Regions from separate parts of the Homo sapiens genome. Here region 2 is linked to region 1. Evidence: read pairs that join two places in POLR2A ChIA-PET (ENCODE). Cell type or tissue: PC-9. All regions are shown on one strand. Each heading gives the region's core, and the rest is flanking DNA. Links, peaks and the distances in the headings are about the cores only.

Region 1 (11,165 bases), core at 34-5,033:
CCGGCGGGCGAATCTGGCTCCCTAAGCCGTTCCGTGTCGGGGGAGGGTGTGTGTGGCCCTGTCCCCCACCCTTTGGGAACCCGAGAACAAGCCCCTTCCCGGCCGGGGGAGAGGGGGTGGGGTGGTGCCCAGGGTGCAGAAGGCAGCGCGTCCTCCCGAGCCCACTTCGGCGCCAGCCTCGGCTTAGGCTCTGTCCTGCCATCGGCTTGCCCAGGAGGTGCAAGCTTGCGCACCGGTGCCATCCACGCCGACCTTTGACGGGGCTCGGGTCCCACCCTGGCTCCCGGTCGGGGTCCGGGTGGACGCCCTCCGGCACGCGCAGGGCATGCCCGGCCCCAGAGCACGGTCTGGAAGCAGCTTGTGTCTCGGGCGCGGGGTTTGGGGTGGGAGTAACAGGGAGAGAGAGAGAGAGAGAGAGAAAGAGAGAGAGAGAGAGAGAGACGGAGAGAGAGACGGAGAGAGAGAGGGAGAGAAAGATAGAGACGCAGGTAGGTTTCGGGCACTCGGGTAGGGGGAGGACTAGGGGCTCTGAAGGAATCCAGCCCCCGGGGCGCTGTGTGCCTGAGGCCTTGCCGTACCTGTGCCCGCGCCCTGCAGGAGGAAGCACCTCTCTCCCCCGCATGCAGGGTGCGGAGCGCGCCGCCTGCAAAAGCCTAGCTGCACGGGAGATGGGGTATAAAAACATCTGAGGGAGCGCTGGGGTCGGAGCCGTCCCCACCCCTCCCAGCCTCACGTAGCCGTGAGTTGGCAAGTCTACCCGGAATCCAGGTGGGAAAGGGGGCGGGGCAGGACGACGCGCGCGGTGGAGGGGAGGAGAGGGCAGCCGGGAGCGCGGCGTGACTGGGTACCGTCCCACCTCCGCCCGGCTGCGGCCGGGAGTCCGCACCTCGCCCGCACCTCGCCGGCTCCCGGGGAGGGTCGGCCCCTGCGGCCTCCAGCCAGGCGCAGGAAGGAGGCAGCGGCGGCGAAGGGGTTAAGGCGGAGGGCTCGGAGGCCGCGGCCCGGCCTTGGGCTGCCGCCAGCGCAGGTTGTTTTGACCACGGAGGAGCCGTCGCCGTCTCCTTTTGTTCTCGGGGCTCCTCGAGGGCCGCAGGCCGCCCGCCCGGGGGCCCCGCCCTTCCGCGGCCGCCCCCCGCGGCCCGCACCCGGGAGGGAGGACGCGGGGCTCGGCCGGGCCGCCTTCAGGCCCCTCCCGACGCCCCCTCTCCGCCTCTCCCGCAGCCCCCCGGGCCGCGGCCAGCTGTTGGGGAGGGGGTGGCCGGCCGGCCCCAGCTGCCGCCTCGCCTCGCCGTGGGACCTGGGGGCTGGGCCCGGTGCCAGGGCGTCCTGGGAACGGCGGCGCCCCGTGGCTGCTCTCCGCAGCCCACCCCGCCCGGGCCCCCGACTCGCTCACTCACCCCACGCATGCACACTCCTGGCCGGAGGCGATGCTGCGCTCCGGCGGGCGGGCGCGCAGAGCGACGGGCACGCACTACCGCGGCCAGGTCGCGCGCCCGCCTCTGCCACGCCCGTGCACACGCGGGACACACGCGCGCGCACCGCACACAAACGCACGCACGGCCCCTGCACGCGCGGCCTGAGCACACGTGCGCGCACACCCACGCACGTACACAGGCACGCACGGGCCCCCGTGCACCCAGCGCCTGGTGCTCGCCCCCGCGCAACAGGTGGGCCCTCCGTGGGCCCTGGCACCTCACCACCTCTGTAGCGGCCCCATTTCCTTCCTGGCGTCCTGTGAGGGAGGGAGAACCTCCCATCAGCACCACAGCACCTACTTTTTTTTTTGCCTCGTCAGCCCGACGCCCCTCAAACCTTACCCATCTGTGACTCCTTTTTTTCAACCACCTCCGCGTGGTGGAAAATGGTGGTGATGTGACTCTGAGGGGCACTGAGCTGTCCAGAGCGATTCCCCCTTCACATAAGCCTTCATTTGAACCTGCAAGACTGGAGGGACCTGGCGTGTGCAACCGCGGAGGGGGCTCCCACCCCTGGCTGTTGCATTCTCTTGGCTGATCCCAGCGTGCCCCGGGGAGGCCGCTGACAGCTGGATGTTTCCCCAGCCTCCCCTTACCATTTCCAGCTTCGTCCAGCACCTCCTCCTTCTTTCCCACAGCTCCACGGGCTCGTGTATCTGGGGTGGAGGCTGTGGCACAGAAACTGCCTTTCTCCTCACTTTAGTCACAGCATTCTTGAACACATGGCCACAGGCGCGATGTATGTGGCACTTTGCAGTTTATGAAGCACTTTGCTGCTAAGCCTGAGTGAGCCTCAGGCTGGCCCTGGGGGAGGGGACCTGCATGGGGATGGAACCACGCAGGGGTCAGTCCAGGAAGGAGCTGTAATGGCCAGTGCTGGGAGAGTCAGGGCAGGCCTGCTGGTGGAGGTGGCCTTGGAGCTGTCCACGTCCTGGTCGTGCTCGGACTAATCTTTCAGCAGACGGCAGGCAGCCGTGAGGCAGGGCTGGGTGGAGGGCCTGCCGAGGCCTCTGAGGTGCCATCTCCACCAGCTGAGCTGGCTTCCAGGAGGGCGAGTCCCACTGTCACGTGACGCGTCTGGCCTCAGCACACTTCTTCCGGGAAAGAGTGAAGGGCCCCACTGCCCTTTGCCATCCAGCTTCCTCTGGCTTTGCTAATGGCCCTAGGGGGCAGGAGACCAACTGCTGGAATCCCAGAGCCCTGGAGGTGTGCAAGGGCAGGTCAAACAGAATTTGGAGGATCTGGTGCAAGAGCCAGGAAGAGAGAGAGAGAGAGAGTGTGTGTGTGTGTGTGTGTGCGCATCTGAGAGAGAGAGAGAGAGAGACTGACTGAGCAGGAATGGTGAGATGTTTATCATGGGCCTCGTAAGTACCTCTCCACGTCTTGTCTTCCCCTCCCCACATTGAGGAGCCTCTTCTGTGACAACTCTTCCTATGTTCTGGTTTATTTCATTGTTTATTACCTGCTTTCTCTACTGGAGTGTCAACCCCATTAGAGAGCTTTCCTCCTGGTCCCCACTTTTAGAACAGTGCCCAGAGCCCTGTGGACAATCAGTAACTATTAGTGCAAAGAACAGTTAGTGCTGGGTTGGTGGGGAGGGCAGGACCTGGCCCCCTGTTGCTCCATGGCCCCACTGAGTCCTCGCTTTGCTCTGCTCCGAGGGCAGCCCCCCTTTTCAGCCCTCTGGTAGGCATCAGTCTTTCAAAGCCCCCCATCTTGAGAGAGAAGCATGTCTGTCTCTCCTCTGTCTTGGGACTTGGGCTACCAGGATTAGACAGGACAGAGGAGAAGAAACAGAAAGAAAATCAGACTGCAAAGGTTCTGTGTATCTTTAGCTGGGGCTAAGTTTCTGCCACCTAAAAAAAAAAAGAGAGAGAGAAGATTGGATTAGTGCAGAGTTCCCAAAGAATGGCAGAATCCCCTGGCCCCGTCCCCTGGCTGGGATGGGGATGGGCAGTGATTGCCGTGGTTGCCAGTATTATAAATGGCTGGACTGGTTCCTCTCTTCCTGCTTTAATTTTCCTCTGCTCCTGCAAGAGGTGGGGAGGCCAGGGTTCTGGGCCCACGTGAAGGAGCAGAGGCTGAGCGGGAGGGTCCCAAGAGCAATAAAGAAGGGGAATGCTAGGTGGGAAACACTGGTTCTAATGGCTTCTGTGGTTTGCCCCGAGAGGGCTTCTTCAAAGGGGTTGGTTGGCTTTGGCATTCGATCTAAATAAGGCCTGCGACTCTCAGGCAGGCAGGCTCTGGGAGGCCTCATCAGCTTCTTCCTCTGCCAGCCACAGACAACGCCCCTGGTTGCTTGGGCCTGTGTGTCCCTTGGTGGGAATGGCAGGCGGGCCGGGGAGTGTGTATCTGTGTGTGTGTGCTGGGCCCAGGAGGAGGGTGGGGTTCAAGCCCCTTTGATCTGCCAGCCTGGTTGGGAGCAGATCACTCACCTGGCCTCACGCTCGCTCGTGCCCTTCCTACCTGCTGCAGCTGGCGCTGGGGGCGGGGTCGGAGGAGGCTGTTTACCTTGGCTCCCACGGCTGGCTTTGCCCCAGCTGCCTCCTCGCCACGCCCTCACTCTGCCAGAAACCCCGGGCCTGAGATCTTGGGACAGCTTCTTCAGGGTGCCAGGCCTCCTTTCCCATCTCTGAAGTGAGCTGTCCACCTGGAGGCCTGCGGAACCTGTGCCCAGGAAAACCAGGCTCCGGGCGGCTCACCTTCCCATACCAAGAAGAGCCTGTGACTCCCAACAGGTGCTCATGCTCGTCATCCCCAGAGCATTGCATCCTGGAGCTGAGCACGTGCTGAGTGTCCCCCCACCCTCACCCACCCCCAGCCCCGGAAGGGCCTTGTAAGCCCACACGGCCCAGGCTCTGCCAGTGTGGAGGTAGGGTACCATTTCCTGTGGCCCAGCACAAGGGATAATGCAAAGTCACGCACTCTTTCATGGGCAGGCAGCTCTCCACCCACTCCTTGTCATCCTCAAAAATGTCCTGTGCTGCTGGCCCTGAGCACGTGTGCCACTCGCTGCTGCCCACAAAGGAGCCATCCGGAAAGAATTAATGATGATGACAGTGACAACTCATTAAGCTCCCATTATCTGCTGGCAGCTCTGCTCTGTGCAATTATGCCTCCCAGTAACCCCGGGCGAGGTATTATTAGCCCCATTTAAAAGATGCAGAAGCCGAGGTTTTAGATTGTGACAAGATTCCAAGAATCCAGGTTGCCCTGGCATCTGGAGCCCTTGCTCTTTCCTCCGCTACAGGGTTTCTCAGCCTCTGCACTCCTGATGTTTGGGAAGGCCGTCCTGTGCCCTGAAGGGTGGTGAGCGGCATCCCCGGCCTCCCCCAACTTAAGATGCAGTGCACACCCCAAGTTGTGGCCACCAGCGATGCCTTCATACATTGCCACTGTCCCCTGGGGGCCCACTGGGCCCTGGTTGAGAGCCTCTGACGTGGGACATGCTGCAGAGTAAAGAGCCAACACGAACCTTGTGTGATGCTGAGGGCCAGTGGCCTTAGAACACAGGAGAGGGAGGCTGAGACGCCCCATGGTGGGCTGGAACAGGTGGGCAGTCTGGAGCCTGGGAACGACCCAGCTCTGCCACTTGCTAATTGTCTGGACCTGTTGCTGCTTGTTTAATTTTTTCTAAGCTTCAGTGTTCTCATCTGGAGGATGGGGATACAAATACTGCCAGCCTCTTAGGATTGGTAGTTTATACGGTGTTTTTCTCAGCGTGTGGCTTGTAGCTGGCATTCATAGATGTTAGTTGTGGTATTATTACCAAATCCGGGGGCTTATGGGTAGTTCTGGGCATCTAGTGGCCACATTACCAAAAGCATCTTCAGGGACGGTCTCCCTGCTCAGATTAAAAGGGACTCTAGTTGCTCATTTGCCTAGGGTTGGGGAAGAATATCCCAGGTGGCCCTCCTGGTGGAGGAGGCAGAAGAATCATACTGGACAGAACCTGGAAAATGGTAGACTCCTTCATGCATTTGACCAGTATTTACCGAGGACCTACTATGTGCCTCTCTCTCCTCCTCAGACCCTATCCTGGGCTCTTTCACACTCAGCCTTGGAGGGGCATCTCCTATGTGTCGTGGGCCTGGATCTGGGGTGTCCACTCGGCCTGTTCAGGGGTCTGCCTCCTCTGCCGTGGCTGGCAGCTGCAGCCGGCTCTCCAGTGGGCAGGGAGATCTTGGCACAAGCACTAAATGCCATTTGCTACTAGGCCTTTGGGCCCCTCCCCTGGGGGGTTAATTGAATCTTTACTCCACAAACGCTTCTTGTTCTCCTTCTGCCAGTGATCCAGGGAGGCCTGGCTAGGCACCCGGCTTTGGCGTTTTCTCTGCCCCTTCTAACGCCTCCTGGCAGAATTAGAATTGAATCGAATGTTCTTCAAGCCCCTCGATTCACAGATGAGAGCCAGGACCATAGGGGCAGTGACCAGCCGAGGTCACACGGCAGTTGGTCCAAAGGCGTGGGATTCAGCTCTCTGGCCTGCCAGTTCTGGGTTTGACAGAACTCTCAGGGGAAGCGGCTTTCGCTGGTGTTCACTGGAGACCAAGCCCTCTGTTCTGTGGGTTGGGTACTTTGTCAACATTTGGAGAGCACCGGAGGCGTGGTCTCTCTTCTGAGGTGGAAAGAATGAACTTGCTTGAGGGCGGGAGGAGGCAGAGCCCGGAGGAGATGGGGCCGAAAGTGAGGGGCAGCGGGGCCCATACCCTCCTCTGTCTTGCACGTGCAGCCCCTGGCTGCCCGGATATTGAAGGAAAGACCCTAGTTCTCAGCCAAGCCCTGCCACCTTTTTTTCCTCAAGTTGCCCAGCAGCCCTTAGACATTGGGCGGAGTTGTAAGCTCCATGTTCAAACAAAGACATGGAGACTCAGGGGTTTCAGGGAATGATGTAGCTTTAAAAGTGGTCACCCCCACCCCCCGCCCTGAGTCTTCTGGCTCCTGGATCGATGTGGGTGGCCAGAGTTGGTCATGGATGAACCCCTGGAGGTGTTGCTAGACCTCATGATAAGCTGGAGGAAACAGAGCTTTCGGGGAGAGCCCCCTGAGGCTGGCCACAGGGCTGAGACGACCTCTTCTCCTCTCCCTCGCTCCCCCTCCGCCGTCAGGCAGCGAGAAAGCAGCATCCCTTTTGTGAAGGTAGCCTGCACCGACCCCCTCTGAGCCCCCCGACCTTCGGCTCCGGGAATGTGGAGCGAACCAAGAAGGGAAGTCCTCCCTTCTTAATCCAGGGAAACTGAGGCAGAAAATAGTTTAACCCAAGGTTCTATAGTAATGTGCCAAGCCTATTGATGCCCTCTCCAGGACTGTCTGTCCAGACCGTGCAGCCCGAGTGCCTGTGCCTGCACGTGTGTGTTTGCACACGTGGAAGTCCGGTTCCAGCCTTTGAACGTGCAGCGACATCTTAGGAATTTTCTTTGCTTCTCAGTGGCTGGTGGTCTGGATTGTGATTCTCAGTCTCCCATCTGCCCTCGCCTCTTTCTTGGGATCTCTGGCATCCGCCCCTTGGGTCTCCTGGGACTGTGGGGGACGTGGCTGTGACCTTCCTACGGGGCTGCTCTTGTGTCATTGTGGGACCTGCGGTTTCCCTGGAGGAAGCCCAGCTCCGAATGAGGCCTGTTGAAGTGTTATCAGGTTTCGAGTATGTTTGGCAACAGGCCAAAGGGGCTCTAAAAATAGGGTTTGGTTGGGCACAGGGCACGGGTAAGCTTTCAGGTTTCCCGGCCGTGTCCGAGGATTCCCTTTTCGCCTCTTTCGAGTGAGAGACTTCATAGATACCGCTAGGACCTGGGGCCTCCTGAGGCCATCGCACTCTGCACGCGTTTATTAAGCACCTCTTGTACCCAGGAGCCTGGGAGTACAGGCTCTGTCATCCCAAAGGCATGGGTTTGAATGCAGCTTTTGCCAATAATTGAGCCTCTCTTTGAACGTTTGTTTTCCCCTCTGTAAAATGGGGGTTAGATTGGCCATGGGAGATGCTGGCTGTCTTCAGCTGTCAGGTGTGTTGTGAGACTCAGGGAGAAATCAGATTTTGGTGCATTCCCAGAACATGTAGTTTGGTGGGGGAGACAGACATAGAGACAAGCAGGTCCAACTCAAAGCAAGCTGGGGTTCCTGTTGGGGGTTGAGGGTGCAGGGACTGAGCTGGGTCTCAGAGGCTTCGGCAGGTCCAGGCCCCGAGGCCTTTGTGCTCCTGATCATCAGGCCTGGATCCTGCCTGTCCGTCTCCCTGTGACCTTGGAGCTTTCCACAGGAGAAAGCGAGAAAGCGTGTGGTGGGGGAGACAGCCATGCTGGAAAGCCCCCACTCCCAGCTCACTCAGCCTTTTGGTGTCTGCCCGGCAGGGGGACCCCATTCCCGAGGAGCTTTATGAGATGCTGAGTGACCACTCGATCCGCTCCTTTGATGATCTCCAACGCCTGCTGCACGGAGACCCCGGAGGTAAATGGAATCCTCGCCCCGCGCTCCGGCCCTCCGAGGAGACTTTAAGAGATCTGGGAGGGGCAGGACAGGAGGCATCCCTCCTTCTTGACGTCTGGAGAACTAGAGGCCCATGGCAGCCCAGAGAGAGCGTGGCCACACCCATCCAGGGCAGGGCCGAGTCAGCAGGCGGGTTGGTACCTGGGACTTGGGGTGTGGCAGGAGAAGCACCCACGTGTGGCTCCGGCTTGGTGCCAAGGGTGGGGTGCCAGGAGGAGGGAGGGCGGGGAGAAGGTGCCCAGGGCATCTGCCGAGTATGTCTCCAGGTGTGGGCCCAGCCAGGGAGGGTGGCACTGGAGGAGTCATCTCCCCGCCCCTCTGGCTAGGGGCCCGGTCTGTGAGGTCCCCTGGGGACACCTGGCCTCGACCAGCAGGCAGCCCTGCCCGTGCCCCAGAGCTCACTCAGCGAATGGGCACGTGCTCGGTGGCACACACGTGGCGGGGCTGGCGGGCTGGATTGACAATGTATTTATAAACGCTGTCTTCAGAGCAAATTCCATTCTATTCTAACCTCTGGCCTGTTCCCTGGAGCCCTGGTCAGCAGCCCCCCTGCACCCCCAGGTCCCCTTCCCTCTGGGGTTCTGTCTCTTTGTCACTTTGTAATCCTTGCCCAGACGCTATCTACGGGGGAACAGCATTTCCTGCCTTTGTTTCCTCTCCCCGTTGGGCCCCTGGCTCCCTCTCAAAAGCATTCCCGGGCCCTTTCAATCCCGCCTGTGCTGGGGGGCGGTGAGGCAGGCAGGAGGGGGCCCCAGCTGGGCCCACCTATTGTTCGCCAGGGCCCCCACCCGATGTCTCCCACAACCCCCACCCTATGCCCGACTGGCCGCCCCTGGCCACACACAATGGGGCAACTTCCAAATTTAGCCTTTCTACCATTTCTTTCCAAGCCTTTACACCCCCACCCTCAGACGGCCCCTCCACACCCCTGGTGGGGGTCGGGATCTTGGAGATGAGGTTTCAATAGCAGGCCTGTTTCAAGGCAACCATGTGGCTATTTTTTCCTAATCAACTTAACCTTTCCACAAAGCGCATCTTTTCCCCATCTCCTCCCCACCAGGGACATTCCAGAGATGGCAGGGAGAAAGGAAAGGAGCCAGAGGGACAGATAGGCTCGTTGACGTAGGGGCTGTCAGGCTGGACGGAAGCGGACTAGTCATCAGACTCCCTGCAGTACCCGGGACGGACAGGCGGCAGGCGCCTTTGTCTTGGATGGGGCCAGTGGGTCGGTGCCAGAACTGGAGCCATGGGGTGCTGTGTGGAGGTGGCAGGAGCGTGTTCCCAATGCCCCTTAGTTTATTTGTGGCTCCTCACCCATGAGAGAGACAGAAGGGTCTGTCCACGCCTTAACATCCAGCTCAGAGGCCTCCCTCAGCCCTCACTTCCCAGCAGCCAACCTCTGGCCATGGGCTCTGGAAAGGACCGATGTCTCCAAGGAGGGCTGATGGGACTGAGATGGTGCCCAGGCTAGAAAAGGGAGCTGTCATTTGTGACCAGAGGAATCAACAGACGGCTGGGGGCAGAGGTGGGGCAACAGTTTAGAGAAGGGGAGGGAGACAGACACAGATACAGATACGGTGTGAGGGCCCCGGAGCTAGAGAGACCAGGCCCTAGAAGGGTGTGTGGCAGGGACTCCCCACCCCCAGCAGGCCCAACTCCCACCCCTCTTCTCCTCTTCTCTGTCTTCAGCTCCCACCCCCATCCCTCTCCCTCCCTCCCTCCCTCCGTGGCTCCCGCCTGCCCAGCGCGGCCATTGTCCGGGGCTCCAGAGGGGCTGTGTTCAGGGCATGCGGTCCCCCTGGGGCTTCTGGGAATTTCTCCATTCAGCACTTCCTATGGGAACGCTGGGTGGAGGGGCACTGGAAACTGGCCTTCAGTGCCCTAGGTCCCGGCCCCGCCCTGGAGGCCGAGGAGGGTTCACTTACAGTAGCAAAGGGGAAGGGTTATTTTTAACTCCACTGACATGGGTTCTGGCCAAAAATGTTGGCTAAAGAGCCAGGGATGCAGTCAGGATCCTGGGCCTGCAGCTGTCCTGGGGGCTGCTTGGAGGGTCCCTGCTCAGGGCCAGGACCCGTGCATTTATGGGGGCTGGAAGGAGGGACTGTTCTCTGGAGTGGGGGAGAGGCAAACCTCCCGCCTGCCCAGACACCCCGGCGGAGGGAGCCCCTGCCCAAGGTGGGGCCGCCTGGTGTCTGACTGTGACTTCTCCTGCAGAGGAAGATGGGGCCGAGTTGGACCTGAACATGACCCGCTCCCACTCTGGAGGCGAGCTGGAGAGCTTGGCTCGTGGAAGAAGGAGCCTGGGTAAGACTGAGACACCCAACAAGGGTCCTTCAAATTAGCATGGGGGCCAGGGAAAGAGAACGGGGGCGGGCAGCCAGTCGGAGGGCCCCGAGGGTCCTCTTACAACTCCCGTTCCCCCCACATTCAGGACTGAGCGAACTGAGAGAGTAAAACCATCCTTAAATGCCTGTGTTCAGTCATCACAGCCCCTCGCCCCCACACTCTCTGGTTTCTAAATATAGTGCTGCAAAGCTCATTCGTTCCTTATTTCAATCCTGGAGGTAGATATTATTAACCCCATTTCACAGAGTTGGAAACTGGGGCCCAGAGAGGGTAAAGAACTAGGCGAGGTCACACTGCTAGGGAGCGGTAGGGCTGAGATCCCAACCTGCTCCCCTCACTTGAACCCAGCGTGGTCCCTGATGGGCTATGGGTATCTCCTGTGGCAAAGGGCCGCGGCCTAGGCTGGTAGACCTCGAGCAAAGCCTGGAACTTCCTCCTGCTCCCTTGCAGAGACCTAAAGGAGACCGTAGATCATTAGGTCCCAGAGAAACCCTCCCAGGTGAGGCAAATGTCCACTCAAACCCCTCCTCCTCTTTGACACCTGGAGTCCCCAAAACACTGCAGTTAGAGGCTGGGGGAACGATGAATAAGAGTCAGGTGGCCTGGGCCGGGCATGGTGGCTCACGCCTGTAATCCTAGCACTTTGGGAGGCTGAGGCAGGCAGATCACGAGGTCAAGAGATGGAGATCATCCTGACCGACATGGTGAAACCCTGTCTCTATTAAAAATACAAAAATTAGCTGGGCGTGGTGGCAGGTTCCTGTAGTCCATGCTACTTGGGAGGCTGAGGCAGGAGAATTGCTTGAACCAGGGAGGCGGAGGTTGCAGTTAGCCGAGACCACGCCACTGCACTCCAGCCTGGCG
Region 2 (12,153 bases), core at 2,987-7,986, 290 kb after region 1:
TGGGCTCCACCCTGGGCAGGACAGGATCCCTGGTCAGCCTCTCCTGCCTCAGTCTCTCTCCGTGCAGGATGAAGCCCAGGAGAGGGCACTGGGGCATCCTGGCCTTGTGAGGTCAGGTAGGCCCTGAGTCCTCAGATCCCACATTGCTGAATTGTTCCTGGTGAGAGCTGTGTCTGTGAGGGGATCCTGGGAGGGTCCTCAGGAAGCACTTTGCCATTGGGCAGACTCAACCCCACCTGGGCATGGATAGTCACTGAAGCCGAAGTCTCCCCCCAACCCCAGGGCCAAGCAGCAGCAGCTGCAGGAAGCACAAGTGACAAACACTGCAGGAAACCACAAGTACAATCCGGAACCTTCTACCTATGAATGTCCCTGGATTGGAAGGGCCCTGCCCGGATTCGGATGGCTGGGTCGGTCACCTGGTTGTGTAGAAAGCCCCTGTGCTGGTCCATCTTGACCGAGGTGCCATTGTCCAGGCGCTCCACTTCGTAGCACAGGTAGGTCTTATGCCTTCCAATGCCATTGTTAAAGTTGGAAGTGAATATGTGTGGATCCATCAAGTGTCTGTGGACAGCCAGGGAAAAGACCAGAGGAGGAAGAGCCCTCCTGGACTGCCCTGCCTCCTCCTCCCTCCCCACACTTCCTCCCTTGCACCCCACCCTCCTTCCCCCTGCTCCGCACATCCCTTAGCACACTTCCAAACCTCCCCCTCTGACCCCTTCTATGGCTCACTGGGAGATCACTGCAGCCCTGGGGCCTGTCTAAGCCTTGTCAGGGTCTCCCCAGGGTCAGCTCAGTGTGCTCAGGCCCTCCGAGGAGGACCCTGCTCCTCTCCCTGGGGTAGAGCTGGGTCTTATTCTGTGGCCTCACCATGCACCCCTGTCCTGGCTCTGCTCACCCACAGCCCCTGCTGGAGATGGACCCTCTGGGGCTTCCTCCTGCCTGCAGGGTTAACTCCTACCACACCGAGCATCGGGACAGGGACACTCCTGAGGGGGATGACTGGGGAGAGGAACCTGCCAGGGACTTCTTTTCGGGTAATTCATAGGATTTTCCACATCCCTTAGGGTGCCCTGAGGTCTCCCAAATGTGCTTCTCAGGCAATTGAGATGGGGCAGCTCAGGACTCCTGGGCTGGAAACACCAGCCCCACCTTGAAGACCTCTCCCAGCCCCTCTCTATGCATCCTGACATAATCAGAATTAGAAAAATCTCTGTTGGGAGGCAGCACAAAAGAAAGAAAGAAAGAAGGAAAGAGAAAGAAGGAAGGAAAGAAAGAAAGAAAGAAGGAAAGAGAAAGAAGGAAGGAAAGAAAGAAAGAAAGAAAGAAAGAAAGAGAAAGAGAGATGGAGGAAGGAAGGAAGGGAGGGAGGGAGGAAGGAAGGAAAAGAAAAAGAAGGAAAGAAAGAAAGAAAAAAGAAAGGAAGGAAAAGAAAGAAAGAAGGAAAGAAGAAAGAAAGAAAAGAAAGAAAAAAGAAAGGAAGGGAGGGAGAAAGGGAGAAAGAGAGGAAGGAAGGAAGAAAGGAAGGAAAGGAAAGAAGAAAGAGAGGAAGGAAGGAGGGAGGAAGGAAGTAAAAGAAAGAAAGAAGGAAAGAATGAAAGAAAAAGAAAGAAAGAAGGAAAGAAAGAAAGAGAAAGGAAGGAAGGGAGGAAGAGAGAAAGGGAAATATTGGAAGAAAGGAAGGAAGCACAGAAGGGAAGGAAGGAGGGAGGGAAGAGAGAGAAAGAAGAAAAAGAAATAAAGAAGGAAAGAGAGAGAGAGAAAGAAAGAAGAAAGAAAGAGAGAGAGAATTGAAGGAAGGAAGGAAGGAAGGAGGAAGGAAGGAAGGAAAGAAGGAAGGAAGGTTCAAAATGTTCCCCACCATTTCGAGTAGACCTGGGCATGAATCTGGGCTCTACCACTCACTTGCTCTGTGTTCTCAAAAAAAGGAAACAAGGCTTCCTCATAGCCAAGCAGTCCTACAAGCAACCCCCTTTTCTTAATATTAGGGAGAACGAGATGACACTGAACATAAAAAGGGCTTAGGCCAAGTCCAGATACATGGAACATTTGCAAGAAATAGTAGATGCTCATTTAAAGACAAGTGAGGAGAATCCCCTCTCTGACCGTCTTCACTGGCTGGGGCACAGCACCATTATCTATTGGGATTTTCAGGCTCCCTGTGCACCTGCCCCGGGAGGTGGAAGGAGACCTGGAATTGGTACCATCGGAGGAGAGACCAGCGCTGGGACCAAAACTGGGAACCTAGAGCAAGAGGCCAGGTCCAGAGAGAGGGTCAGGAGGAAAAGAGAGGCCCCAGGGGTTTGAGGGTGAGAGGTGAGTGCTCATCAGAAAAGCTCAAAGAGGAGGCTGAGGCGCAGAGGTGCTCGGAGGGGCTTCCCATACCTGGGCCCGGATGCTGGGCTGGCTTCCATGTGCTTGTCCCTTCTCGGTTCCTGGTCTGTGTCCTCCCGCTCTTGCGACTTGCTCAAGGCGTGGTGTTAAGATCTTCACCAACATTCTCTTAGGATTCAGGAGCCTTAATATATCATCAGAGCAACCTGGAAGCTGCTGAGTCAGCGATACCCTGCCCCACCCCTTCTCCAGCTCAGGCCGAGTGTGCCACCCTCATTAGCGTCAGAACAAGGAAGTTCTCTGCCATGCCTCTGGGCAAGCTTTGGTTTTGATGTGCCCACTCTGACCACTGAACCACCAGACACTGTGGAGTGACAATGGGGATGTAGAGCTGGCCACACTTTGCTCCCTGTGGGCCACAGGAATCTGGAAGGCAGGAGACCAGGGGGCAGGTGAGAAGACAGGTGTCCACACCCTGGAGAAAGACCCTGAATAACACTCAGCGGTCCAGAGAGCAGGCTCCAGGACAGCCACCCCTGTGTCCTCCCCTGTGGCCAGTGCAGGATGTGCCTGGTCCAGGCTCCCTGGCACCTGCTGCATCCTGTGCTCTCTGTTAGGGTCCTGCATCTTCTTCCCTGGCTGTGAAGATGGGAGACCAGCAGGTCCTGCATCCTCCTATGCATCAGTGTATCTAATAATTGTAAACTAGAGGGAGGAGTGTTTTCATCCCCATTACCCAGAGGAGATGCTAAAGGCTCTGAAAGGTACCTAGAGATCCAGGCCCTCCCAGGAAACAGAGTCCCCAGCAGGGACACACCCCCACCCCCCTGTCAGAAGGGCCACCCTGTGCCCTTTCTCCCACCTCTGGGCCCTGCAGAAATGTGAGGGACACTGTGCTCCTGCCCCAAGTGAGCCCCTGAGTCCTGGCGGCAGGTCTGGCGCCGTCCTTTCCCAGGTCCACCTGCTACACCCAGCACAGCTGCCCCTGGAAGGTGCTGGCCCTGTGGGCCCAGGGGCTGTCCCCTGTCCTGCCTGCTCCCCTGTTCTGGCTCTTACTAGACCCCCCTGTCTTTGGCCAGCAATCCTCCCACCTCAGCACAGTGTCCCTGCCATTTTGGTGGGCGCCACAGACTAGAAGAGGCCCTGTTCTCTGCCGTGAGGACCCCTCCCATTCTGTCTCCAGATGTTGGACTCTTCTAGTCAAGAAGATGTCCCCTGGGGGCAGTCAACTGCCATTTGAGTCTCAGGTGGTTCTGGTGTGAGCTCATCTTGGTGTGTTGTGTGAGTCTGACCAGAGGCCACCCTTCCCAGTTCACACCAGAGGCATGCACAGCTGGACGCCCCGCAGTACCCACAGCCCACCTGGGCCAGAGACCACACTTGTACCAACTTTGGGAGGATCCAACCCTTCCCCAACCCTTCCCGGTGGCTCCTGCTGCCCAGAGTGTGATGGCCTTTCCCCTGGCTCAATAATGCATCAAATGCCCCTGGAGCAAATACACCCCTGGACCCATGGTCAGGACAGCCCCCACATGAGCTTTCTATGGGGAGACCCAGGAGAGCTGCAACAGGGGACAGCGCTTTGTTCAGCATCCCTGGGGCGTCTCCTGCATCTCCTGGCTCTGGGTCCTCAGCCTTGGGTTCCAGGGTCTCCCCAGCTCACCCACCCTGGGCACGTCCTCCTCCCTGCTGCCCCAGCTGGCCCAAGCCCCACTGGATTCATGACTGGCCCATGCCTGCCTCCCCTCTCTGATCCAGACAGGTCCAGATCTTCCAGAATGTCTCCAAATCTGTAAGATCCACTTTATGGCCCATCACAGAAACAGGCACATTGTCTGTTTCTCTTTCTAGTTTTACAAACCAGTCAGGTTAGACTATCAGCACATCTGCACATCTGTGAACCTTCTCATCTGATGACAAAGAAGGCCTCAGACTAAAATGTTTAAAGCAAAGTGGGGCCCAGCTACTGTCCAGAGTTCAATTCTCAGTAACTCACTGTACAAGCCATGCACCCAGGCAGAGCTCCAGAGAGGAGAGAAGACAGGGTGTTGGGGGGTCCCCACTAGCAGAGAGGGAGGCCAGGACCCTCCCTTGCCAAGGGTGGACAGGGGGAGCCACTGGTTGGGCGTCTGCAGCCCAGACATGAGCGGGGAACAGTCTCACTCTAGCCCCTGGACCCAGGAACTTCCATAAGGGCCACAACCTGGAACCTCTGAGTGAGCTCCCCAGGGACTTATGTGCCCTACCCCCTGCCAGTGCCCCCACCGACCACACCCACATCCTTCTGTGCACTAGGGCCTGACTCTCTCCCGGCAGGAATGTCCCAGACACAACTGGCCCCTTCCTGGTCCCCCTGCAGCCAGGGCAAGGCAGGGTCTTCAAGGCATCAGGGGAACCCAGGGGTGGTTAAGAGTGTGCACCTTCCCTAGGCCAACTGTAAGGAAGACGGAAGGAGATTCCACCCTTTCCTGGGGAAGGACAGCCCCTCCCCCATTTCTGTCCCTGGAATGTTGGCTGAACAATCAATGCGATAACTGTGAAAATGTGATAAAATACCAGGTCTTGCTGGAGTTTCCATAGGATCCTGGGGAAGGTCCAAGGCGAGAGAAAGAAACTGGATCCCCAAGGGGGAGGCAGGAGAATGGCCTCCTTAACAGGTGCAAGCTTCCCTGGGCTTTGCCCAGGTCCCCTGTAAGGAAAACTGGGGACAGGGCAAGTGCCCCACAGGGGTCCAGACTGGGTGAGAGGGACAGACCAGTGCAGAGGGACCCTGAAGTGGTCCCTGATTGCTGGGCCACTCAGCCCAGGTCACCCTGGGACCAGAACGGAGGTCCCGCTCGGGTCTGGAGTCCATGCTGCTGTGTATGAGGTCCTGGCTCTGCCATCACTGTGGGGCCCCAACCCCTACAGCCCAGAGGAACCACAGGCTTCCAGTTCCTAGCCCAGGTCTGAGCATTGTCATGGGGCTGCGTCCAGTCCCCTCCCCTGGACCCACAGGGCTCCCAGGTCATAGGCAAAGCTCTGAGATGAGACCCAGGGAAGCTGGGAGTCTGAGGAGCTCGGGAGAGAAAGGGCTCCCTGCTCCTGTGCCCCGCCCCCAACAGAGTGACATGACGAAAAGGACCCTTCCTTGGGATACCCCAGACACACCCAGATGCCCACTTCAACATTGCCCGTGGAGCAGGGTGAGGGGACAGTCTCAGCGTCCACCTGCTCCTCTGGCTTTGATTCTGGGCTCTGACAACAGCCCCGCCCTCCTCAGCCTAGAAGCAAGTGATCGAAAAAACCAAAGGATCTCTCCAAGCAAAGGGGCCAAGCTCGGGGGGGCGGGGGGGACAAAGGGTGGGGGGAATAGGGAGGTGGAGGAGGTGGCTGCACCTGCCCTTGGACAGGGGACAGTGCTGTCCTCCCAGGGTGGGGCCCTCTGTCCCCCATACCCCCACTGGGGTGGCCTCTTTGCCCAGAGTGACTACATGTTGTCCATTTTTCGGTCACTTGTTTCAAGGGGTGGAGCTGGGGCTGTTGTCAGAACCCAGAAATGAAAACGAGAGGATCGGGGTTGATGACGTGGTTTCCCCAGCACTCTTCACGGTAAGAATTGCTGCAATCCTCTGACTTGGGGCAGAGCTGAGGTAGACATCTGGGTGTGTCTGGGAAACCCCGGGGAAGGTTCCTTTCTGTCCTGTCACTGTCTGTGTGTGCTTATGTGTCTGTGTGTGTCTGTGTCTTTGCCACCAGAAGGAGTTGGGCCTGTTTGCTCATGAGCAGCTGTCGAGGAGGCCCACTGTGTACCACATATGCGGCTCCTGAGGTCCTGAGGTGGAAGGTCCCTACTGCATCCACCACCCCGCGGGGCAGAGAAGGAGCCCAGAGAAGGAGGGGCGTCCCACCTCGTGGAAGGCCAGGAATCAGGAAGACCAGTGTCCCTTGTGCTAGGGCAGCACAGTGGGGTCCCTCTCTCTTTCTCCCTCACCCCCATGCTCCTGGTCAACCTCCTCCCACTCCAGCCCTGGCTGCCAGGGCCAGCCCCCCACCTTCTCTATGGGGTGGGACGCTGGTGAGCCACGTATTCACGGGAGGACCCTCAGCACAGAATGAGCCCTGGACAGTCCATGCATGTGACTGACATTGCTCACTTCACCAGCCCATCTGCTCCCTCCCTTCCTGATGCAGGCAGCAGGAGAGGGGCAGAGACACAGACATCCCAGGAGGGAAAACCTTCTGGAAGAGCCTACTTGACATGCCTGGTATCCTTGGCTCCCAGACAAGTCTGGACCACCGATCCCACATGGTAAAAAGGACCCTTCCACAAGATACTCCCAGACACAGCCAGATGCCCCATAGAGAAGGTGGTGGGCAGGTCCTGGTGGTCCCGGCCCCACCCAGTCCTCCGAGGGAAGCATCCACAGCTGTTTCTGCTCCTTGGCCTCCGACACCCCAGTGCCATCCCCGGAGGGCCTGGGCTGCCCCTGCACGGTGAGCTCCGGGCCAGTGACAGCCGGGGGCCCTGCTCTCGGCACCACCCTCTTCCAGGGGTGGAGACCCAGGCCTTGGGTCTGTGAGCTCCTAGGTCTGTTTCTGGATGCAGCTCAGCTCCCTCTGCTATGCACAGAGTAAGTGCCCAGCATGTGTGCCATGGCTCAAGTTTGGGATGTAGGAGTCTGGGCTGGGAGGAAGGGCCTGGCTTCCGCCTCTGGCTTGGGATGGAGAGGGCACCAAGCTCATGGTGTCACTCGTGTCACTTGGCCGTTCACTGGTGCTCGGCAGAGGTTCTCTCGCAGGCTCCTGTGTTTACTGTATGGTGTCTTCCGCTGTGCAGAAATTTCAAATATGGCCCAGTAAAATATATCAGGCTGTCTTCCCTTGGGCTCACATCTAAGACCATGGCTGCTCCACCCTTCCTATGTGTAGAAATTCTTACCTGTCTCTCCACGGTATGTCGCTTGTCCAGGGAAGATTCCATGCCTGCCTCGTGGAAACACCCGGAGCAGAAAAGGCAGCATCCCCGTGGCAGGGAGGCCTGAAGGCCATAGTGTCTGGCATTGTGTGCCTTGTTTATGCCAGCTTTCTCAACCACAAGATTACAAAAGTGTTTTCCTGTATTTCTTCCTATCCTCTTGCATATGTAGATAAATACGCATGTGTGAGACACACATGCACACACACACACACATGCACATACCACCACACATTTGTTGAGCCAAGTGGGTGATGCTCCGTCGAGTGCACCAAGCTGGCTTCTTCCTCGGGGCTTTTGTGCCTGTGCATGGGTCCCTTTTCATGGGCTGTTTGAGCCCAGCTTCTCCCATGACAGCCCCTGTGTCTGCCTCCCACCCGGGCACAGAGCAGGAACAGCAGCCCTGCTCTCTTCACTAGGCAAGCGTGCTGTGCACAGGTAGGTGTTCAATATTGGATGAATAATTCATACTAACAAACCCTGTTCAACCCACCAAGTGTAAACTGCTGAGGTCTCCCAATATTCCTGGGGACACACTTTAGAATTCACAGTTCACCCAGGGCGGGTGAAAGCTTGCTTTTCTTTTTCCTCTTCAGCCACGGAACTTGCCGATGCCCACTTTTCCAATGCCAGCGTGAAAGCCCCAGTGAGTGCCCTAGAGGGGCAGGACACCAGCTGAAGCTCTTTTTGTAAAGTCTGTGCAAACTGCAGCAATCCACAACCATGAGCTTCACCTAATTCTCCTCCTTACTAATGAGGAAGTACACGGGTGGCCCAGAAATAAAGAATTTACACAGGCACTCTCTAATGAGATTTTATAAATTGCTACTCTTAGGCAATGTGACCTAGTGGGCAATAATGTCAGCACCTTGCATTGTGCAATTTGCCAGAGCCCAGCCCATGTCCAGTCCAAAGGGGGTGAAATTTCTCCTTGTGGCTTTAGAGCTTCCTTCTGAGCACCCGTCCACCCTCCTACACACACCCTTCTGAATGTTATAGCTTTATAACTGTATTGAGACTTTGTACAGCTCACTCTTCCAATTGTTATAGCTTTAAAATAGTATGGACTTTTCTTTTCTTTTTTTGAGACAAGAGTCTTGTTCTGTCACCCAGGCTGGAGTACAGTCATGTGATCTCAGCTCACTGCAACCTCTGCCTCTCGGGTTCAAACGATTCTCCTGCCTCAGCCTCCTGAGTAGCTGGGAACTACAGGCGTGCACCACCACACCCAGCTAATTTTTGTATTTTTAGTAGAGACAGGGTTTCACCATGTTGACCAGGCTGGTCTTGAACTCCTGACCTCAGGTGATCTGCCTGCCTCAGCCTCCCAAAGTGCTGGGATTACAGGCATGAGCCACCATGCCCAGCCATGTATTGACATTTTCTACCTTAACTCTCTTTATCTCTCGTAGTTTTCAAAATCAAATGAGTGGATCCAAGTCCTCTGAATGCAATGACCAGCTTGTCAGGTTCCAGTAAAGCCCTATCAACATTTTAAATGTGATTGCACTCGTTTATAGATTAGTTGGGTAGATGATTGATACTGGCAACCTCAAGCCTGCATTTATAATTAAATTGAGACTTCCATCAAGGGCTGGGCACACTGTGGGAGCTTAAGGAAGGACAGTGTGCTTCCTGCCCTGGCACCTCATGGCAGCCAGGCTTGAAGGGTCCCCAGAGAAGCCTTCACCACCCCCACGTGACGCCCTGCCCTTTGCTTGTGTCTCTGGGTTTGATAACAGCCCTGACTCCACTCATTGGAAGTAAGTGATAAAAATTGTGCAGTCATTCTGGGCAAAGGGGCCAGTGTAAGGGAGGCAAGAGGGGCTCACCCTGGTGAAAGAACCCCACAGTTAGTCATGTCACAGGGCGGGTCTCAGGGAGACCGGACCACCGTCCCCCAGAACCCCACCTTCCAAGGGCCCAGGCCCCCTGTCCCCTGGGGCTCACTCACAGCTTAGCCACGACCTCTTTCTTCCTCCCTGGGATGAGGCCCAGTGCCTGGAGATGGCCAGCCATCCCTCTGGGGGCCACCAGGTGACCAGCAGGAGAGCTGCGTCTGCAGGAGCAGATGTGGGGGCAGAGCCTGGATCCTGAGCGTGGTCGCAGGCCTGGATCTTGTTGTATGTAATGACCGAACCCTACTCAGCCCCTCAGGCAGCTCTGCTGGTCCCCACAGCCACAGACCTCCCTCCAGCTCCCTCTGTTCCCACGCCCCTGTCCTCCTGGCTCCTTCGTGTCCACTGCCTCCTGTCCTCCCGCAGTTGCCTGCAGCCCTGCCCTGCCCCTCTCCTCCCTCCTCTCTTCTCCTTTCCTTCCATCTCTCCATGGATCTGAGTCTACTAGCTCTTCCCTTCGGGCCTAAACGGCTGCCAGACTTCTTCCTGCCCTCCTGCGCCATCCCCTCTCACTGCTGCTTCTAATCCCCTCCACTAAATAATTATTTTCCCCCAGGCCCATATAGTCACTGTCAACGTTGTGGCACAGTTTGGCCCCAGATATGTGAGCAGAAGTTTGCCAAGGGGAGACCTGGGGAAGGCTGCCCTTTCTGGACAATCCTGTCGTCCAGGGTGACCAGGGCCGGGAGGCTGGACCCAGGGGCTTCAGGCTCTGCAGATGGAAAGGCAAGAGAGCACCAGTGCCCACCATGGCTGAGGTTGGGAAGTGGGGGCTGCTGTCCAGGGGCAGAGTCCATCCTCCATGTGGAACCCTTCCCACCTGGGCTCCCTCTCTAGTGGGTGGAATCCGGAAGGGGTGGGAACAGGGCTGCTCCCAAGGCCCCCTGACTACACGTGTGGCTCCTTTCCAACAGGGAGACTCCCCGCTGGCTCTCCTCTTATTGCCTGGCCTGTCCGTTCCGGCCAGGGCTGGCCAGCAGTGGGGAGCTCTGTGAGTGAGGTCAGAGTTTGAATTCAGGTGCTTGTCCCGGAAGGGTTAGCTGTGTTTTCTCATCCCAGAAGGAGTTAGTGTGACTTTTGCCCCACATGAAGGTCCACTCCAAAAGGAATGACATTTATTCATTTCCTAGTGTTTATTTACACACTTGCAATTCATGGTACAATTACCTAACAAATTATGGAAGATTCTTAACATTTTATTTTAGAAGTGTAGCTTCAAAGCCAATTAAAACAATCATTTCATTAATAAATCGAAAGCTATTCCCAGAGTATTAACCATAATCATACAATTTAATTCTTGAAACTTAATTTTTTTTTTTTGAGACAGAGTCCCTCTCTGTCGCCGAGGCTGGATCTCAGCTCACTGCAACCTCCATCTCACGGGTTCAAGTGATTCTCCTGCCTAAGCCTCCTGAGTAGCTGGGATTACAGGCACACACCACCACACCTGGCTAATTTTTGTATTTTTAGTAGAGACAGGGTTTCACCATGTTGATCAGGCTGGTCTTGAACTTCTGACCTCAGGTGATCCACCTGCCTTGGCCTCCCAAAGTGTTGTGATTACAGGCGTGAGCCACCACGCCCGGCCAAAACATAAGATAAATTTTTAATTAAAATTAATTCACTCTGATTTTTTAAAAAATCTACTTGTCAGGAGTGCATTGCTTTGCTGGTGTCTGTGAACACCTGGAGATGGTGATGAACAGCCTGTTTGCATTTCTTAGAAGAAGATCTTTTATTCTGCTGCTCAACCCAGGTCTCTGCCTTCCTTAGAGACTGAGGCCCATCCTTCAGTTTCCCTGATTCTGGAAAAGCAGGGGAGTTGAATGGAGTAGGAGGTGAGAGAGTGGAAAGAGGGCACAGGGAGGAGGTCTGGGGACAGTGACAATGACGGGAGAGGAGGGAGGGACGTGAGAGATAGGAGAGAGAGGGAGGCTGTGAGGAGCTGTGGGCAAACCCAAGGACCTTGCCGGCAGAATCTTGTTTAATTTTCACCCCATCCCCCTAGGTGAGCAACTCTCATTACTCCCAGCTTCCAGATGTGGATGCTGAGGCTCAGGCAGGGGATGTCCTGTAGCCAAGGACACACAGGAGGAAGTGGCGCGGGGCATGGTAGGCCCTTTACCCACCTCTGGGCTCCCTCTCTAGTGGGGTGGGATCAGGAAGGGGTGGGGACAGGGCTGCTCCCAAGGCCCCCTGACTGCATATGTGTGGCCCCTTTCCAACAGGGAGACTCACTGCTGGCTCTCCTCTTATTGCCTGGCCTGTCCCTCTGACCAGGGCTGGCCAGCAGCGGGGAGCTCTGTGAGTGAGGTCAGAGTTTGAATTCAGGTGCTTGTCCTTCAGCTGCACCCTCAGCCCCTTCTGTGCAGCTTCCTGGATAGATGCCTCTCTGGGCAGCCCCAGCGCTTCCCTCCCAGGCCCTGTCTTCCCTGACTATGTTGCCAGGTGATGCCTTTGCCCTGGCAAGCTCTTTCTGGCAATTGGTCATTTCTAGCCTCATACCTTGCCTTGGAAGTAGGGTCACTGTGGCACTTTTCATCTGAACCTGGACCTTTTCAAGAGTGACAGGGGTGCTGTCACCCATGGCAGGGACAGCAGGCCTAGAGCATCCCCATCCAGGGCAAAAGGGACAGAGGTTCACCCTATTCAGAGGGAGTCGATCAATTGCTATTACATGGACGGGGAGGCTGAGGCTCTGAGATGTCCCGAATATAGATCTAGGCAAGCCACCTAACCTTAACTCCCTCCCCCGCACCAGAAGAACCCCTTGCCCACATGGCTGCCGTGAGGCTTAAGCAAGAAGGTGCCACTCATGTGCAGCAGCAGAAGTGGCTCCATTATTCCTCTTACCCTCACCCCCACTTCTCACCCCTACTTCTGTGAAGTCTCATCACTAATAAGCAATGAGTTTAAGTGCTGACCCTGAGTTCACTGGTATCAGGGCACCTGACTCATTTGGCA

What was found. Peaks named below come from ENCODE experiments on the same cell type or tissue, not always from the same donor. Only the 100,000 strongest peaks of a DNase experiment are listed, where the experiment ranks them.
Region 2: POLR2A ChIA-PET joins it to region 1 with 5 read pairs; 1 of 35 experiments calls an interaction of 5 or more read pairs at or near these places.

Annotation. Positions count from the first base shown.
Region 1 is chr22:39,232,529-39,243,693 of GRCh38, reverse strand. It overlaps PDGFB (platelet derived growth factor subunit B), which reads left to right. Exons shown (of 7, transcript NM_002608.4): 2 at 7,820-7,916; 3 at 10,170-10,259. Among named protein-coding and RNA genes, the nearest start is that of PDGFB, 6.9 kb to the left of the region's middle. RefSeq lists a silencer at 578-657 and enhancers at 2,523-2,782, 5,580-6,474, 6,475-7,369. In PC-9, for the core only: CTCF peaks have their summits at 255, 456 and 2,415; DNase peaks (open chromatin) are centred at 713, 2,623 and 3,963; H3K4me3 peaks cover 4,155 bases; H3K27ac peaks cover 3,774 bases.
Region 2 is chr22:38,947,953-38,960,105 of GRCh38, reverse strand. It overlaps APOBEC3A (apolipoprotein B mRNA editing enzyme catalytic subunit 3A), which reads right to left and starts at 2,497. Exons shown (of 5, transcript NM_145699.4): 1 at 2,386-2,497; 2 at 420-564. The coding sequence starts at 2,414. RefSeq lists enhancers at 4,905-5,784, 9,651-10,501. In PC-9, for the core only: no CTCF peak of the experiment used is centred there; a DNase peak (open chromatin) is centred at 5,955.